2 separate regions of the Homo sapiens genome follow, and region 2 is linked to region 1. A link is an interaction called in ENCODE POLR2A ChIA-PET data of the cell type or tissue named here. Cell type or tissue: Caco-2. All regions are shown on one strand. Region 1 overlaps ETV3 (ETS variant transcription factor 3). Region 2 has its middle 10 kb from the start of SMIM42.

Region 1 (2,500 bases):
TTAACATGTCTGGTCACCACACCCATATCCTAAGCTTTAGAGTCTCTTTGCTGTCAGAGACACAGTTCCAACCTTAGGGAAAAGGAGTTTTCAGCTGTATTTTCCTGAAACATTAGTTTATCTTTCCTGTTTGTTCCCTTTAGCACTTTTATGTCCTCACAGAAAGTAGGTGTATTTAGTAATGTATGAAAAGGTCAGCTTAGGACATCTGGTTGCTGCTGCCCAACTCTTATCAGATTTAATGATTGCCACAAGGATAGGTGACTTCTCTGTGCTTTCCTCTCCCCATTGTGGTTAGGCCCAGCTGACTGAGAGTACTTACAGCATGTTTGCAAAGCACTCTAGATTCTGAGCAGTGGAATGTGCAGTTGGGGTTGCTGGTATGTATGTACCTACCTCTTAACTAGCTTAATCTTGACCTTCTCACATGAAAGGGTATCAGTTTCCTGACTGGGCCTACAAAACAGAGTCATCCCCAGGCTCCCGGCAGATCCAGCTGTGGCACTTCATCCTGGAGCTGCTGCAGAAGGAAGAGTTCCGCCATGTCATCGCCTGGCAGCAGGGAGAGTACGGGGAATTTGTCATCAAGGATCCAGATGAGGTGGCCCGCCTCTGGGGCCGCAGGAAATGCAAACCACAGATGAATTATGACAAGCTGAGCCGGGCCCTCAGGTAAGGAAAAGGATTCCCAAATCTGTGTTAACAGATTGGAAGGAGACTAAGCTGTTTGGTGAATGCTAGATAAAAAGGGTATCAGGTAATAAAAGACTACACTATCTTAGTGAATAATGTGTCACTTTAAAGTGGGAGTAGAAGAGCTGTTGAATGTGAGTAGCATAGGCACAGGAGGAGAAAAGGCATATCTTTGGTTATACGTAGGAGGGGATTCCAATGTGGCTGGCACTGGATCCTGACAGACAGCTGATTCTGCTCTGTAGTGGGCGAGAGTATATGGTGAAACATGGATTGGAGTTCATTTATAATCCAAAGGATTAGTTTAGACTTCTCTATTAGAATCTGTTAGAATTTCTTTCTTTGGGCTTCCCTGAAAGAAACTTAGAAAAGGATGAAGCAAGTCACGGGAGGAAGATTCAGTGATACTGACCTATCTATTCCGGAACTGTGTCTGTGAGCTCAGGTTGTCCATAGCCTGCTGCAATATGTCTAAAGATTGATCACTATAAGTTTTCTCAGGTTCTTTTTTCCCCTTGTCGGTCTTACATTTCATAGTCCTTTAGCCCTCAAGGGGCTAGAAGGCAGTTTATGACCTCTGCTACTGCATAGATGTAAGACTAAAGGTTCCAGATAATTGAAGTTCTCCTGACCTGAAATGTAAACTCTGTACAGTGGCTTTGCTGTATTCTTTCACATCCCTTTGAGTCTTTGAAGGTGAGGCGGGCCACACTAGCTGCTGTTTTCCAGATCAGGGCATGCCATTGTTTGACCTGCCACCATAAAACAGTTGTACATTCCTTTGTCTGTCTTTTGAGCTTAGGCCTCCAGACTAACCACATCAGGTCTCCCTAGTGATTTGTCTGCCCCCACCTGGGCAAGACCAAAAAGAAAAACTAAGCAGTTAGTGACATGCAGTGCAACCGGACGGAAATGGACTGTAGAATCGAAATTGTAGAGAGATGGAGAAGAAAATGTTTGGGGCTAGGATAAGTGTTCAGAATCTTAAAGTGAAGTTGTCTTTGTAAACCTCTAGGCAAAAACGAGCTGAGTTGAAAATTGAGTAAGAAAATTAAGCTGTTAGGTCTCCTAGATCTACCTGGAGGGCCAGGCTGCGAAAGATTGGTAGTGATTTTTGTAAGTAATACTCAGAGCAAGAATTGTTGGTCTCAGTGGCTACCTAAGTGTATTGAAAGCTGTCAGTAGCTACAAGACGAATGGACATGTATTCCTGTTTTTACAGATACTATTACAACAAGAGGATCCTTCATAAAACAAAAGGGAAAAGATTTACCTATAAATTTAACTTCAACAAGCTGGTGATGCCCAACTACCCATTCATCAACATTCGGTCAAGTGGTAAGATACAAACTCTTTTGGTAGGGAATTAATTTTGAATTGAAAAGAATTTTTAAAAATCCAAATCTAAGACATGGCATGTTTAGGAAGATTTTAGAAACACTAAAATAATGTGATCCTTTGGATTGCCTCAATGTTCTTACTCAAGTCATCTCACTTATAAGGAGAGTTATAGGCTATTCAGTATCAAGATAGATTTCTTTGGTTTATTTGGTTGGTTCCCTTTTCTGCATATTGTTTGTAATCTCCTAGATACTATTACGCTATCTTGTTTGGGAATGATGTTTCATAGGTTTGTGATGATCTTTACGTTCAGGACTCAGTTTTAACACCCAGCCCAGTGGTTCTTTCATAGATGGGAACCTGTTTCTACAAACACTTCCGATTTTCTGTGAAACTACCAAGCTCTCCCTTATCAAGTGAATATCATCAAAACCACAGCATCCTTGATCAGAGAAGGGGGAGGTTC
Region 2 (2,500 bases), 980 kb before region 1:
AGGTCTGCCACTAGATCTGGTTATTGAATGCATTATTAAAGAAGGCAGTAGATTACTATGTCACAAATTTGTTTTTTGATGCTTTCAATAACGTATTTCAGTAAGATTGGCTTCCTTTGTAATCCTATATATTTCAGCTTCTGTATTTGGAAACACTGTAAGGAGTCCACAGGCTTCACCAGACTGCCAAAGGGGGCCTGGACACAGAAAAAGTCAGGACCCCCTAACCCAAAATGCTCCTCTGAGTCCTCAGGGACCAACCAAGCTCCCAGCACCAAGCTCCTCTCTGTGCAGTGGGGCAACGGAGGTCTGAAGGATGAGTCACCTAATTTATTGAGCTCCAATAAGTACCAAGAGTTGTTATTTCGTTTAATTCTCACAAAGATCCAAAAAGATCTCAAGAGAAGAAACTGAAGCTCACAAGGAAGTGAGCAACAGCTACCCCAGCCCACCCCCTCCCACTCTGCAGTCAAGGGCCCCGCCTCCCATTCACCACCACCTCCACCCCCCACCACTCCCCCATAGAGCCCCATCTGCTAATGGTGAAAAATTGGACTGCGAGTTAGGTACAACCAGCTGTGTGACTGGGAGCAAGTCAGTCGACGTCTCTGAGCCTCCAAGTCCTCATCACCACAATGAGGATAAACATCCATTCCACAGGGTTTTATTGTGTGGGTCCAACAAGAAAGCATGTGTAAAGCGCTCAGCGTGGTGCCTGGGACCCACAGGCTGGCTCCTAAAAAGTGGCTGTCATCACTATCACTATCACAGAGCAGGGACTCAGTATATTGCATGTGTAGCTGCATTACAGTCCATTTTAGAAATTATAGGCAATCCTAAGGCCTCTCTCCCACCTCCAACAACTCTAATCAGAAATAGCCAAGGGTTTGTTTTCTTTCTCTCTGGGCATTCATGACTTCTTAGAAGCCAGATGGACTTCCCCTCCTCCACAGCAAGGAACACGCTGAAAGATGAAAGCTTCAGCGGCAGGGTCTCGAAGAGGGGAAGATGGGTGGCCGACTCCAGTGCAGGTATCAGCACCCTGGGCTCGGCTGAGCAGAATTTTTTCCCCCAAGCTCGCTGGGGGCCCAGGGGAAGATGGTGCCGCCGTGTCTCTGCGTGCTCGTGTGTAATTTATTTTCCTGCATGGTTGCAGGGAGGTGGCTGAGGTTTCACAAGCTGTACCTGACAGATAATTACACGAAGACAAATTGTGCCCTGCCTTACCCTTCTCCTAGTATGGCAACCTCCAGACTGCGTGTGTTGGGGCTGGGGGTGGGGGATATGGAAGGCAGCGGGTGCTGAACTGCGAGAGGGGAGGGGCTGGGCCAAGCTGGCAGCAAGCTGGGGCAGACTAAGGAGCCGGGAAGAACTGGGGCGAGCTCTAACTGAGGCACAAACACTTCTCAGGACTGAGTAGTGGCTCCCTTAAAGGATGACAGATGCAGGGGGCGCTGGTGCCTGGTTCAAAATTGTTTGCTTTGTGGGAAGCCAGAACCAGAAACAGACCACTCAGGGCTGCGCTGCCCCGGCACGGGATTCTCTGCAGCTCCCCCTGGGGGAGAAGCAGTGCAGAGGGTGGAGGAGACCAACCCCGCTCCTGGTTCTGATCTAGGAGCTGACAGAATTCTAGTTTCTCACCGGGTTTCTCTCATGCCCTAGATTCCTGCCCAGACTCTTTCCACTCCTACTCTCTTCTCCCTGATCCTCCCCATTTTTGTTATTGTTGCCTTGTAAGATTTTTTAAAAATGTTCCTGGGCGAAAACCTGAAAGATGGTATATACAGCCTCCAAATCTACCTTTTAAAACAGAAATTTAAATGGTAGTAATTTTCACTGTAATTTTTTTTCTTTCTTTTTTTTTTTTTTTTTTTTGAGACAGAGTCTCACTCTGTCACCCAGGCTGGAGTGCAGTGGTGGATCTTGGCTCACTGCAACCTCTGCCTCCTGGACTCAAGTGATTCTCCTGCCTCAGCCTCCAGAGTAGTTAGGATTACAGTCGCGTGGCACCACGCCTGGCTAATTTTTGTATTTTTAGTAGAGATGAGGTTTCACCATGTTGGCCAAGCTGGTCTCCAACTCCTGACCTCAGGTGATCCGCCCGCTTCGGCCTCCCAAAGTGCTGGGATTACAGGCGTGAGCCACTGTGCCAGGCCTTCACAGTAATTTTTAATTTATAATTATTTTATGTTGACCAACATAGAAGCTAATAAAAATAAATCAAGCCTATAAGCATATTCAGCTTTTTTTTTTTTTTTTTTTTTAGAAAAACAGACTGTTCCAGGAGCCCAGGGATGCTAAGGTTTTAGTTTTAAATCCTCCCAAAGCTGAAGGACAGCCTCAGCTTCCTCATCAATTAAGTGGAAAAAATACCATCTTCCTTGGAGGGAGGGCTCTTCCTGGGTGCAAGGCATACTACTTCATTTACTCATTTATTCATGGAGCATCTGTTAAGCACCAACGGAATGCCTGGCACTGGGCATGACATAATTTAGTCTGT

Evidence for each region. Peaks named below come from ENCODE experiments on the same cell type or tissue, not always from the same donor. Only the 100,000 strongest peaks of a DNase experiment are listed, where the experiment ranks them.
Region 2: POLR2A ChIA-PET joins it to region 1 with 11 read pairs; 1 of 35 experiments calls an interaction of 5 or more read pairs at or near these places.

The regions. Positions count from the first base shown.
Region 1 is chr1:157,133,643-157,136,142 of GRCh38, reverse strand. ETV3 (ETS variant transcription factor 3) reads left to right here. Exons shown (of 5, transcript NM_001145312.3): 3 at 435-672; 4 at 1,916-2,031. Among named protein-coding and RNA genes, the nearest start is that of ETV3, 3.5 kb to the left of the region's middle. In Caco-2, no CTCF peak of the experiment used is centred here; DNase peaks (open chromatin) are centred at 338 and 1,442.
Region 2 is chr1:158,117,015-158,119,514 of GRCh38, reverse strand. No RefSeq gene overlaps it. Among named protein-coding and RNA genes, the nearest start is that of SMIM42, 10 kb to the left of the region's middle. In Caco-2, no CTCF peak of the experiment used is centred here; a DNase peak (open chromatin) is centred at 1,519.